2 separate regions of the Homo sapiens genome follow, and region 1 is linked to region 2. Evidence: chromatin contacts called from ENCODE Hi-C or POLR2A ChIA-PET data. All regions are on one chromosome and are shown on one strand. The core of a region is the stretch at or near the end of the contact, and the rest is flanking DNA. Distances in the headings are between cores, read along the strand shown. Region 1 overlaps IQCK (IQ motif containing K). Region 2 holds the start of IQCK-AS1 (IQCK antisense RNA 1).

Region 1 (6,488 bases), core at 989-3,488, 39 kb after region 2:
GGGTGTGTGCGTAGTCCCTTCCTTTTTATTGCTGAACAGTATTCCACTGTAGAACCCAGCAAGAGGAGAAACATGAAGGAAGGGGTTCTTAACTCTGCTGAGGAATAAACACATACGACTTTTACGTAAGACTCGTTTATTTGAACCTATGGATTGTGATGGTCTCGAGCTTCACTGTTCATCAAAGCCATCCACTGACAGATTTTGTTTTTAATTTCTGATACCTGGGGTCTTATTCCCCTGAGATTCTTGTTCAACTGGTCACAGTGAGAACAAGAGATAGGTTTGCTATTGTTGGCTTTTTTGTTTTGTTTTGTTTTGTTTGTTTGTTTTTTTGTTTTTTGAGACAGAGTCTCACTCTGTCACCCAGGCTGGAGTGCAGTGGAATGATTTCAGCTCACTGCAACCTCCACCTCCCAGGTTCAAGCAATTCTCCTGCCTCAGCCTCCGGAGTAGCTGGGATTACAGGCGCACGCCACTGCACCCGGCTAATTTTTGCATTTTTAGTAAAGACAGGGTCTCACCATGTTGGCCAAGCTGGTCTCAAACTCCTGCCCTCAAGTGATACGCCCACCTCAGCCTCCCGAGGTGCTGGAATTGCAGGTGTGAGCCACAGCATCCAGCCAGAGATGGGTATTGTTTAATAGCTCCCAGGTGACTCTAACATGCAGCCAGGATTGAGACCCACTGATGTATTGGAATTGACTTTGCTACCTACCAGTTTTATGATTCAGGAGAAATCACTGAATGATAAATCACAACTTTTTTTCTTTTTAGATGAAGAATAATAATAGCTGCCCAGTCTAGCTCACCAAGTTATCATGGAATTAAAATGTTTTATTTTTTATTTTCAGAGACAAGGTCTTAGTTTGCTGTACAGGCTGAAGTGCAGTGGTGCAATCATAGCTCACTACGGACTTGAACTCATGAGTTCAAACGATTCTCCCAGTTCAGCCTCCCAAGTAGATAGGGCTACAGTTGTACACCACCACAAACAGCTAATTTTTTTTGTAGAGATGGGGGTCTCACTATGTTGCCCAAGCTAGTCTCGAACTCCTGGCCTTAAGTGATTCTCTCACCTTGGCCCCCCAAAGTGCTGGGATGACAAATGTGGGCCACCGTGCCCAGTCTCTAAATGTAACAACACAGGAGATAGTGTTCTGTAAACTGTAGATGCAGAAATGAATGGTGTCAGTATGGAGGTGATTATATATCAGTGACTTTCCTATTTGAAAAGTACTGGAGGTTCTTTGCCAGGTGCGGCGGCTCACGCCTGTAATCCCAGCACTTTGGGAAGCCGAGGCAGGTGGATCACGAGATCAGGAGTTCCAGACCAGCTTGGCCAATATGGTGAAACCCTGTCTCTACTAAAAATACAAAAAAAAAATTAGCTGGGCATGGTAGTGGATGCCTGTACTTGGGAGGCTGAGGCAGGAGAATCACTTGAACCTGGGAGACAGAGGTTGCAGTGAGTTGAGATCACACCACTGCACTCCAGCCTGGGTGACAGAGGGAGACTTCATCTCAAAAAAAAAATAAAATAAAAAAGTACTTGAGGTTCTATTTCCTAAACAGAGGTAAAAGGTTTGTTGTGTGTATGTGTGTGTGTGGTGGTTTTTTTTGTTGTTGTTGTATTTTGAGACAGGGTCTCACTTTGTCACCTAGGCTGGAGTGCAGTGGTGCAATCTCACCCTACTGCAACCTCCACCTCCCAGGCTCAAACAGCCCTCCCAGTTCAGCCTCCCAAGTAGCTGGGACCACAGCTGTGAGCTACTACACCAGCTGATTTTTGTATTTTTTTAGAGACGAGTCTTGCCATGTTGCCTGGTCTGAAACTCCTGAGCTCAAGCGATCCACTCCCTCCGCCTCCCAAAGTGTTGGGATTACAGGTGTGAGCCACTGCACCTGGCCAGTATTTGTATTTAAAGAAAAACACAATACCAGTGTGGCTGATGGGCTGGCATTTAGCCAAACATTTCTCATTCACAATACTTTCAACCCAGGGTGAGCCCTGAGATGGCAGGACCAAAGAAACCTTTAGGAGTTGGTCTTGATTTGTATTATATTTCATCGTAAAGTTCCAACAATCGTTGTTTAAGCGCCAGATTCTTTTTTCCTTCTGCTTTCTCTTGAGTATGTGGCTTCCCCACATTGTTGGTCTGCTTTCCCCAGCTTCCTCTTCCTCCTTTCCAGAGAGGGGCGTCTCCTGCTGCAGCTGTTCCAGGAAGGGGGGTGGGGGTGCATTTCCTCCCTTTGTGTGAGCTCATTAGCCCTGTCTCTGGCTTTCCTCCGGGGACAGCCAGCCAACCAGGTGAGCCAGTGTCATTTAAAGGAGCACTTCCGTTCTCAGGCAGGGGTTGGTTGTCGTTTCTGGCTGACTTCAGATATGGCCCAGGTGAAGAGAGATGGCATCTGGCACAGAGAATGGCCAGCAGCTTGGTGTATGAGTCACATTTTCCTGGTAAATAGTATGCTGCCTAGATCTCCTGTGCAAGACAATTATTTTTTGATCCTTTGCAATTTGGGGTCTGATTTGAAGGCAATATAGCATCATAGTTAAGCAAGCAGGTGCTACAATGAGATGGATTCATTTGCTAATATTCACTCACTAGTAATTATTGAGTGCTTACAATGTGGCAGGCAGGCATTGTTCTGGATGCTAGGCAACCTGCAGGGAAGGAGACAAAGTCCCTGCCCTCATGGAGCTTGCATTCTTTCAGGAGACTGTAAACAGATACAAATAAATGCATAGTAACATAATGTCAAAGAGTGTGTCAGTTAGCTATTGTCACAATAATGCTGCATAACAAATCACCCCCAAACTCCAAAACTCAGCAGCTCACAATATACATTTACATCTTATAACCACACCATGGGTTCTTCCTGTGTGCTGTACAAACAAAAGCAATTCATAGAAACCAGGCATTGCAGTAAAGAAAGAGTTTAATTGACACGAGGCCAGCCATGCCACATGGGAGACAGAGTTATTACTCAAATCAATATCCCCAAAGGCTCGGAGGCTAGAGGTTTTTCAAAGATAGTTTGGTGGGGTGGGGGGGCTAGGGAATGGGTGCTGCTGATTGGTTGGGGATGAACTCATAGGGGTGTGGAAAGCAGTCCTCATGTGCTGAGTCTACTTCTGGGTGGGGAGCCACAGGACTGGTTGAGTCACAGCACAGGTCTGGGTGAGGCCATCCGGTAGTCAGAAATGCAAAAGCCTGAAAAGACATCTCGGCTACTATTTTAGATGGTGAATTTGGTCAAGGAAGGCCTCTCTGAGAAGGTGTTATTTGATCTGAGACCTGAATGAAGTTCATTCTAGGCAGAAGGAAAAGCACATGCAAAGGCCTGCAGGAGCAGGAGGGTGCTGGATGTATTGAGGACCAGCAAGAGAGTCAGTGTGTAAGTGAGCTGGAGCTGGGCATGGTGGTAGAGGCTAATGGAGGCTAAAGTGAGGGGATGGCTTGAGCCCAGGAGGTTGAGGCTACAGTGAGCTATGATTGCACCACTATACTCCAGCCTGGGTGACAGAGCGAGACTCTCTGTCTAAAAAATACATTATATATATATTAGAAAATAAAAGTGAGGCCAGGCTCAGTGGCTCACACCTGTAATTTCAGCACTTTGGGAGGCTGAGGCGGGCAAATCACTTGAGTACAGGAGTTTGAGACTAGCCTGGGCAACATGGTGAAATGAACTCACTACAAAAAATACAAAAAAAAAATAGCTGAGTGTGGTGGCACACACCTGTAGTCCTAGCTACTTGGGAACCCGAGGTGGAGGATGGCTTGAGCCCGGGAGGCAGAGCTTGCAGTGAGCTGAGATCATGCCACTGCATTCCAGCCTGGGTGACAGAGCAAGACCCTGTCTCAAACCACTCCCCACCCCCCCACCCCCCAAAAAAAGAAAAAATAAAGCAGTGAGCTAGAGGTGAATGGGAGAGGAGATGAGGAAGCAGTCAGGGGACAGATCTTGTAGAATCAAAGGTGAGCTTTCATTTGGATGCTGGAACTTTGGATTTTATTCTGACTGATAAGAAATGATGGGCAGAAGAATGACATGATCTGAGTTTTCATCAGGAAACTGTAGTCAGCATCCACAGTGACTCCCCAATAACCCCCACCCCCTGGGATTCCCATTACTGGGGAGTCTCTTCCCACATTGTATCAGGGTTAATATGTGTGGCAGTAGAATATGGCAGAAATAATGGTGTGCCACATCCAAGATTAGGTTATTAAAGACACAGCAGTCTTGTGCTCACTTGTTCTCTCCCTCTGGGATCATTCCCTCTGGAGGATGCCAGCTGGTCTTGATCATCCCTATGGGGGCACCTACATGGCAAGAAACTGAGGCCTCTAGCCAACAGCCATGGGAGGGAGCCATTGTGGAAGTGGATCCTCCAGCCCAGTCAAGCCTTCAGATGATTGCAGGCCCAGCTGACATCCTAACTGCAGCCTCAACCCTAAGCCAGAATGCCCCAGCTAAGCTGCTCCTATGTTCCTAATCTTCAGAAATTGTGTTGTTTCTTAAACCTGCCACGCCTGGGGGATGTTTGTTATGCAGCAATGGAGACCAATACAATAACTCAGGCTGCTGCAGAGAGAACAGATTGTAAGAGGATAAAAGTAGAAGCAGGAAAACTTGTAATATTTGTTTGCATCCTTGCTACTCAAATTATGGTCCAAGAACCAGTGCTATTATCATCATCAACTGGCATCTGGTTGGCATGCAGAATCTCAGGCCCCATCCAGACCTCCTGAATCAAAATCTGCATCTTTACATGGTTCCCAGGAGAGTCTTTGCATGCTGAAGTTTGAGAAGCAGCCCTATGGGTGACAGCCTAGTAGGGTGCCATGATCTGGGTTTTAATCCTGGCTTGCCAACAATGTGACCTTCAGTACATCACTTAATTTTCCTAAGCCTCAGTTTCCTTTCTTGTAAAATGGGGATAATAATATTGCTGCTGTCACAGGGTCATATGTGAGGGCATAAATGAAATGGTGCAGGTTGCACAGTGCTTGGCACATGGTTAAGGGCTCATAAGTATTAGCTCTGTATTGGCTGGGTCTGATCCATGCATTTTCTCCCTAAGAATATATTCCTGATCATTTCCTGATGATGTTCCTTAAATGAGTATTTTTTTTAATTCCCTGTCAAAGAAAATCCTGTTTTGTTTTTTTTAAAAAAACATCCTTGAGCTCATCAAGAAAACTTTTGTCTGTGCCCAGCATGATTCCAGCCATACCCCAGAATGAAGGCGCCTGGTTTCCATGGTCTGTTTCTAGGCCCAGTTCTCAGGGCAATTTTCAGGGCCACCCGGCAGGCCAAAATAGGCCACAGCACTATAAATAGTGGATTTGGGCTGCTTCGGGCCTGACTTCTCAGGTCAGGCCCTTCCCTTCCCCCTGCCTGCTCCTGTAGTTGTTTAAACATACTCTGGGTTAGAGCTGCAAGTGTATTTTCCTTAATATGCCCAGAAAATGTCTTGCCAACTTGCCAGGCTATCAGCAAAACTCCCTTTTTATTTGCTCAGTCACAATGTACCCCCAGTATGTGACGAAAACTGATAAACCACACTCCAGGTTTCACTCAGTGGTTCACACAGGGTTCACTGCAGTGAACTGGCTCCAGGGCTCAGGGATTTGAGAAGCCTGAGTGCCACCCTGCCTCTCTTGCCATGTGACCTTGTATGAGTATTTCACTTCTCAGAGCCTCATTTTCCTTATCTGTACGTGAGGCTGATAATAATAAGGAATTCTAGTTCCTAGGGTGGTTGTGTGGAGTAAATGAGAAACCTGTATATTAGCAGGACTGGTTATATATTAATTTGCAGGGCCCAGAGGAAAATGAAAATGCGGGGCTCCTTGTTCAAAGTGATTAAGAATTTCTAGATAGTGTCAGCAGAGCATAAAATAAGTGTGAGGCCCTTGTAAGCATGAGTCCTGTGCAGTTGCACAGGGCAGTGCCCATGAAGCCAGGCCTGCATGTGAGCCACCTAGTACCCTGCCTGGGGTTAGCACCAGCCAAATCTCCAACTTTCCTAGGGTCATTTTTTTTAGACAGAGTTTTCACTCTTGTTGTCCAGGCTGGAGTGCAATGGCGCAATCTTGGCTCTCTGCAACCTCTGCCTCCTGGGTTTAAGTGATTCTCTTGCCTCAGCCTCCCAAGTAGCCTGGATTACAGGCATGCGCCACCACGGCCAGCTAATTTTCTGTATTTAGTAGAGACGGGGTTTCACCATGTTGGTCAGGCTGGTCTCGAACTCCTGACCTCAGGTGATCCACCTGCCTCAGCCTCCCACAGTGCTGGGATTACAGGCGTAAGCCACCACACCCAGCCACATCCTTTTCTTTTAAGGGCTAACCAGTTTCCCTCCAGGGCAAAGTTTAAGGGTAAATTGCGCAGCTGCAATCTAGTCCCTTCTGCTGAGTAACAAACCACTCTAATATTTAGTGACTTAAAACCACAGCAGTTGATTGTTTTTCATG
Region 2 (7,410 bases), core at 2,130-4,629:
GATGCCAAACCCCCGTGCAGTCAAAAATCCACTTATAACTTTGGCCGGGCACAGTGGCTCACACCTGTAATCCCAGCACTTTGGGAGGCCAAGGCAGGGCAGACTGCTTGAGCTTAGGAGTTCAAGACCAGCCTGGGCAACATGATGCAACCCCATCTCTACAAAAAATACAAAAATTAGCCAGGCGTGGTGGTGTGTGCCTGTAGTCTTGGGTACTGGGGAGGCCGAGGTGGAAGGATCACTTGAGCTCGGGAGGCAGAAGTTGCAGTGAGCTGAGATCACGCCACTGCAGTCCAGCCTGGATGAGAGAATGAGGCCCTGTCACAAAAAGAAAGAAAGAAAATCCTCTAAAACTTTTGACTCCCTCAAAACTTAACTACTAATAGCCTACTGTTGACTTAACAGTCACACAAATTTTGTATATGTATTATATACTCGAAACTTAACTACTAATACCCTACTACTAATAGCCTACTGTTGACTTACCAGTAACACAAATTTTGTATGTTTTATGTATTATATACTATAGTCTTATAAGTAAGGTAGCAAAAGAAAATTTATTAACAAAATTATAGAAAGAGAAAATATATTTACTAGTCATTAAATGGAAGTGGATCATCATAAAGGTCTTCCTCCTCATCTTCAGGTTTAGTAGGCTGAGAAGGAGGAGGAAGAGGAAGAATTGGTCCTGCTGTCTCAGAGGTGGCAGAGGTGGAAGGGGAGGCAGGAGAGGCAGGCACACTTGGTGTTAAGTTTCTTTTGTTTTTTTTGAGACACAGTCTCACCCTATTGCCCAGGCTGGAGTGCAGTGGTGAGGTCTCGGCTCACTGCAACCTCCACCTCCCAGGTTCAAGCAATTCTCCTGCCTCAGCCTCCTGAGTAGCTGGGACTACAGGTGCCCACCACCACGCCTGGCTAATTTTTGTATTTTTAGTAGGGATGGGGTTTCACTGTGTTGGCCAGACTGGTCTCGAACTCCTGACCTCAAGTGATCCACCCGCCTCGGTCTCCCAAAGTGCTGGGATTACAGGCGTGAGCCACCACACCCAGCCAGTGTTAAGCTTTATTGAAAAAAGTCATGTATAAGTAGACCTGTGCAGTTCAAATCCATAGTGTTTAAGGGTCAGTTGTAATTTAATTATCTCTTCTCTCTTCAGAGGAAAAGAACCAAATTCATTGCCTGTGATTTTCTGACTGAGTGGTTATACAAGTAAGTTGTTCGTGTCTGACTATTCAGTGATCCTAAGAATTCAGTCGTGTTAATTTGCAAGCAGAATAGCAACAACTGACTTGAATTCTTGCTTATTGTTTTCTTGTCAATCAAACATATGGCATCATGACCAGCCAAAATCCAAAGAGGGCAGGGGAGCCATTCACAGAATTTTTCTCCATTCCATTTGTGGAGGAGCGGCTAAAGCAACAGTGAGTATGACACAAGGCTTTGAATAATTTATTCCTAATTTAAGATTGTGTTAATAATACTTTTCTTCCATCTAAGAGAACAAACTGATGTGATCCATCCAGGACTCTGGGCCAGTCATATTTGTGACTCCTGTCTCTAGTTATTCTTAGCCTAGGCTAACCTTATCCTAATCAGGCCAGTAATTTCATTCAAGAAGCACTCCAGAAATAAAATAGAAAACTTAAAAAAAAAATTATTATCCTAAGTAATTTATCCCTCCATTCCCTTCATTTTTTTCCTGTCTCTCTGAATGTCATTATGTCTCAGGAAATATGACTAAGCTTTTCTAAATACTTAGAAAATACTAAAAAAGCTTAAATAATAAGTTACCTGCATCAATTCTCCATTTTTAATATAATAAAGAACATGACAGATAAAATTAAAACTATTTGACCATTCTAATATGGGTGTCCTCCCCACATTGAAGTAATCACTTCAGTCTACAGTGCAGCCTTCCAGACCTCTTAGTTATTTAGCTATATAAAATCAGTTTATGCTGCTCTGTCTATGGAGTAGCCATTATTTTATTCCTTTAATTTCTTTTTTTTTTTTTTTTGAGACGGAGTCTTGCTCTGTCACCCAGGCTGGAGTGCAGTGACGCGATCTTGGCTTACTGCAAGCTCCACCTCCCGGGTTCATGCCATTCTCTGTCTCAGCCTCCTGAGTAGCTGGGACTACAGGTGCCTGCCACCACACCTGGCTAATTTTTTTTTTTTTTTTGTATTTTTATTAGAGACGGGGTTTCACCGTGTTGGCCGGGATGGTCTCGATCTCCTGACCTCGTGATCCGCCCACCTCAGCCTCCCAAAGTGCTGGGATTACAGGCGTGAGCCACCGTGCCCGGCGGATCACGAGGTCAGGAGATCGAGACCATCCTGGCTAACACAGTGAAACCCCGTCTCTACTAAAAATACAAAAAATTAGCCAGGCATAGTGGCGGGCGCCTGTAGTCCCAGCAACTCGGGAGGCTGAGGCAGGAGAATGGCGTGAACCCTGGAGGCGGAGCTGGCAGTGAGCCCAGATGGCTCCACTGCACTCCAGCCTGGGCGACAGAGTGAGACTCCATCTCAAAAAAAAAAAAAAAAAAAAATCAGTTTATATCTGGCCGGGCATGGTGGCTTATGCCTGTAATCCCAATACTTTGGGAGGCCGAGGTGGGCAGATCACTTGAGGTCAGGAGTTCGAGACCAGCCTGGCCAACATGGCAAAACCCCGTCTCTACTAAAAATAAAAAAATTAGCTGGGCACGGTGGCACGTGCCTGTAATCCCAGCTACTCAGGAGGCTGAGGCAGGAGTATCGCTTGAACCCGGGTGGTAGAGGTTGCAGTGAGCCGAGATCGCACCACTGTACTCCAGCCTCGGGGACAGAGTGAGACTCTGTCTCAAAAAAAAAATTTAGACTCTCGGCTCTCAGTTGTCACATATTTTGCTTAAATCTTCCCTCTTTGAGAATACCAAGATGAATAGACCCTTGGCTGACTCTGGCAATTTTGAGAATTTTAAAAACCCCAGATATTAACCAGTTTTTTTTTAAATCTAAGATTACACATTGAAAGGAGAGAAACATAGGAAAACCTTGTTTCTTATTTAGCTTTCAAACCTGTGCCTGATTTTATCCGCTATGAAATGTATAGCCCAAAATTTATTGATTTACATATATTTTTCTAAGACAAGCTTCTTTGAGTATCATTCTCCAAGTTGCTGCTTTGCCTTGAAAAAAAATTTTCCATTTGTAATAACCAATGAAAAATAACCTTAAAAATAAGATAACTTCTCTAATAAGAATCCTCTTAGCTTTATTTATTATACAAATACCTTAATTTTAAATGGTGCTGATGTCCACAGGAAGCTCATGTAAATATACTGTGAAGGAGCAGTAGCGGTCATTTCAGCTGCACTCCACAGGAACAGAAACACAAGAGCTCTTGCTTTAACGGGCATTTATATTCTCTACATCCATGACCTTTCAAAGAGATGCCCAGATGCATGATAAAAATTAAAGTGATATTAATCTATTTGATGCAATGAATGTCTATCGAACACCTACCCAGTTCAACTGCACAGAGCTTGGTGCTGTGGAAAAAACAGAGATGAATAAAGTATGGCCCTGGCCCCTTGGGGTGGGGGGACATGTTTACAACTTGCTGTAGTTTCTGTAGTGAGTGTTGTAATTCAAATGTTAACAAAGCATTAAAGGGAAGTGGGGAAGCATGAGACCATCCACGTGCCCTTCCTGGTGGGCCTGGAGCCAGCCCAGCTGGGGCAGCGGCCAAGCTGGTTGGTGCCCAGATTTGGTCCAAGGCAAGAACTCAAATGCTGCATTCTTCTTGTCTCAAGTAGGAATAGTCAGAGAAGCAAGCAGGAACCAAAGTTCTTAAGGAGAACAAGGGTGGGAGCCGGGAAATATCCAATCCAGGTTGTCTCAACCTTGGCACTATTGACATTTAGGACTGGATAATTCTTTGCTGTAAGGAGCTGACCTGTGCATTGTAGGATGTTTTGCAGCATCTCTGGCCTCCACTCACTAGATGCCAGTAGCACCCTCCTACAGTTGTGACAATCAAGAATATCTCCAGACACTAGCGTATGTCCCCAAGGGGAATGAGGCAAAACTGCCTCTGGTTGAGAACCTCTGATTTAGTCCAGTAGTTTCAAAACTTTAAAGCAGCACTTTGGGAGGCCGAGGTGGGTAGGTCACTTGAGGTCAGGAGTTCGAGACTAGCCTGGCCAATGCAGTAAAACCCCATCTCCGCTAAAAATACAAAAATTTGCCAGGTGTGGTGGCACATGCCTGTAATCTCAGCTACTTGGGAGGCTGAGGCAGGAGAACTGCTTGAATCCAGGAGGCAGAGGTTGCAGTGAGCCAAGAAGGTGAAACGGGAAAAATTACCTTGTCCCCCTCGCAGGGCATGCAACAGGGGGATGTGGCTCGCTTTTTCAGTGCCCTGCTGCTCAAACCTCTAGGGGAGCATACAGGCAGGCAGGTTGTCGGGCTCCCACCCGATGGCGGTGTCTATAGGTGAATTTACAGCTGAAGCCCCAGTGGGCATATGTTACCAGGTGCTCTCTTAGTTTGCCATCTATAGGCGGTTTGTGTTAACCAGCTCAATTCACCCTCTACCTTGTTGCGAGGACAGAGGGATTTCTGTATCCCAGGTTCTTGCCTTTGTGTACCAGAGAAATCAGATCACACGTGGGCTTGGAGAATGAGTGCAAAGTTTTATTGAGTGGAAGTAGCTCTCAGCCGATGGAGGAGCCAGAAGGGCACCATGGTTTTTCCCATGGAGTTGGGCTGCTCAGCGGCCACAGCTTTCCTCCGACTAACTGCCCTGGCCAAACTCAGCCTCGTCCTGCCAGGTGCCTGTGCCTGCCGTGTGCTCTTCTGCTGGTGTGCTCCTCTCAACATCCTCTCCGTGAGCAGCTGCTTGTATCTTTTTCCGCTGAAGTGCTCCTCTCGACGTTTGGCTGCCTGGGTGTCTGCCCGCTAGGGTCTCGGGCTTTTATATGCCCAGGACGGGGGGTGTGGCAAGCCAGGGTGGTCTTGGGAAATGCAACATTTGGCAGGAAATGGCTGTTCTCATCTAGGTCCCTGGGGGTGAAGCCCTAGCCAGGGACCACGCCCTCCTCTACGGAGCACTTCCCCTACCCCCTTCTTCCCTTCCCAGCACTCCTGTATCAGTGGTACCACTGCACGCCAGCCTGGGTGACAGAGCGAGACTCCATCTCAATAAATAAATAAATAAACAAATAAATAAATAAAATAAAATCACCCAGGGAACTTTGGAAAATAGTGGTACCTAACTTCACCCAGAATGACTAAATCATAATCTTCAGGTATAGCCTGAACATTGTTTTTTTTTGCTTTTTTTTTTTTTTTTAAACTTCCTAGGTAATTCTAATATATAGCCAGGATTAAGAGCTTATCCATCCATAGGACAGAAAAAGTACTGCATCCAGGAACTAATAAATAATATAATTGAGCCATTGCTTCACTAAGAGCTTTGATACATGCCATCTCATTTAATCTTCACAACAACACTAGGATGTAGGTACTAAAGCTGGGAGCCCACAGCTGGGAAGTTGACCATGAAGTGAGATGGGTCTTGGACAAATAAGGTGATTATATGAGTATTATGGATGGACAGTTTGAGTACAGCTTAATGATACAGATTGGAGGAAGATAACTTTCGAGGGGGAGACTCTGTCAAGGCTTTTTAAAGGTAGTGAAATATAAACTACAGTAGTACTTCAGGCAGAATTAAGAGCCTGAGCTTTTGGGATAGATAAACCAGTATTCAAATCTCCACCACTGGCTGGGTGCAGTGGCTGACACCTGTAATCTCAGCACTTTGGGAGGCTGAGGCAGGCAGATCACCTGAAGTCAAGAGTTTGAGACTAGCCTGGCCAACATGGCAAAACCTGTCTCTACTAAAAATACAAAAATTAGCTGGGCATGGTGGTGTGCGTCTGTAATCCCAGCTACTCGGAAGGCTGAGGCAGGAGATTTGCTTGAACCCAGGAGGCAGAGGTTGCAGTGAGCCAAGTTCGCACCACTGCACTCCAGCCTGGGTGACAGAGTGAGACTCCATCTCAAAAAAACAAAAAACAAACAAACAAAAATATATCTCCACCACTTACTGATCCTATGATCTTGGGCAAGTGTTTATTTATCTATTACTGTGTAACAAATTGCCCCCAAATTTAGTGGCTTAAAGTCATAAATATTATCCTATAGTTTCTCTGGGTCAGGAATTTGGTAGCCGCTTAGCTGGGTGGTCGTGGTTCAGAGTCTCCCATGAGGTTGTAGTTAAGATGTCACAGGGGGTGCAGTCATCTGAGGGCCCAACTGGGGCTGGAGGTTCTGCTTTTAAGATGGTGCACAAACATGGTGCTGGTTGTTGTTTGGAGGCCTTAAGTTTTCCCCATCTGGGTCTTTCCATGGGCTGCTTGAGTATCCTCATGACATGGTGACTGGCCTCCTTCAGAGTGAAAGATTTGGGCACAAGAAGGAAGCATGGTACCTTTTATGACCTAGTCTTGGAAGTCAAATACCTCCATTTCCATCACATGCTATTAGAAGCAGGTCACCAAGTGCCACATTCGAGGTTTAATAATTAAGCTCTACCTTAGGGAGGGAGGAGTATCAAAGAATGTGTGGACATATTTATTTTAAAAGCATCACAGCATGTCTGTCTCTAAGCCTCCAGTTCCTTATTGGTAAATGTGGTTGTGAAGATACAGTGATACAGCTACAAATGGGATCGTGAACAAGCCCAACCTATAGTAACATGTGGCTTACTAAATGGTGAGTAGTGGTTTATTGCCATTGGTGGACATTGTGACATTCCAGGCCAAAGACCCAAAGATGGGAGAAGAGACAGGATTTGGTCCAGTCACAGGAAACCAGCATCGCTAGCTCCTGGAGTGTGTGAGGACATAGGGATGAGATGGAAGCTACGGCTAGAAGGCAGTTAGGGGGTGGATTATGGTTTTCAGTAAAAGAAAGAAGTTTGGGCATTATTCCATAAGCAAGAGATCATTCAAAGGCTTTTGAGCAGAGGTAAAATGGGATTAGGCTGTTTTGGAAAGATAATTCCTGAGACAGTGCAAAGGACATCTGAGATTGGGGAGAGCCTGGAGTTGGGGCTACTAGTTCCAAGCCTGTCTTTATAGCCGTAAGGTATTGAGTTAGGGCCATGTTAGTGGAAAAAGGGGGTTGTGGGATGGGTAGAATGGATGGATGACCCAGGATAAATTTAGGGGTAGAGAAGGGTTGTACCTGAAATGGTGAGATTTGCTCCTGGGTATGTGGGTGGCCCATAATGGAAACCAAGGGACCCAGCGAGAAGAGCAAGTGCAAGGGTTAAATGATGATTCCTGTCTGGGGCACTTTTAGATTGAGGTGCTTCTAGGATATCCATGCCAGAAACATTGGCCTAAAGCTTAC

The links. Hi-C counts contacts between places; a loop is a spot of excess contacts on that map. ChIA-PET counts read pairs that join two places held with the same protein, here RNA polymerase II (POLR2A). Pooled maps may share reads with other maps.
Region 1: a loop to region 2 is called in a map of Right ventricle myocardium inferior, with 2.5 times the contacts of the local background. The contact joins the enhancer-like site here to the promoter of IQCK-AS1 in region 2. A Hi-C loop is called at or near these places in 12 of 168 maps with a recorded cell type or tissue (Calu3, IMR-90, Right ventricle myocardium inferior and 5 more), 4 of 37 single-sample maps with no recorded cell type and 10 of 50 pooled maps. POLR2A ChIA-PET finds 5 or more read pairs at or near these places in 2 of 52 experiments (H1 and activated CD4-positive, alpha-beta T cell).

Annotation. Positions count from the first base shown.
Region 1 is chr16:19,802,818-19,809,305 of GRCh38, forward strand. The region is part of intron 7 of IQCK (IQ motif containing K); the gene reads left to right. Among named protein-coding and RNA genes, the nearest start is that of IQCK-AS1, 40 kb to the left of the region's middle. Within about 2 kb of position 2,239, at least 19 of the 41 ENCODE cell types and tissues checked have a DNase peak (open chromatin) inside an H3K27ac peak, as active enhancers do; they include gastrocnemius medialis, heart right ventricle and psoas muscle, where a contact is called at or near this core.
Region 2 is chr16:19,762,691-19,770,100 of GRCh38, forward strand. It overlaps IQCK-AS1 (IQCK antisense RNA 1), which reads right to left and starts at 3,380. Exons shown (of 4, transcript NR_188663.1): 1 at 3,279-3,380; 2 at 65-318. IQCK (IQ motif containing K) reads left to right here. Exons shown (of 9, transcript NM_153208.3): 5 at 1,158-1,210; 6 at 1,345-1,422. RefSeq lists enhancers at 4,398-4,898, 4,899-5,399.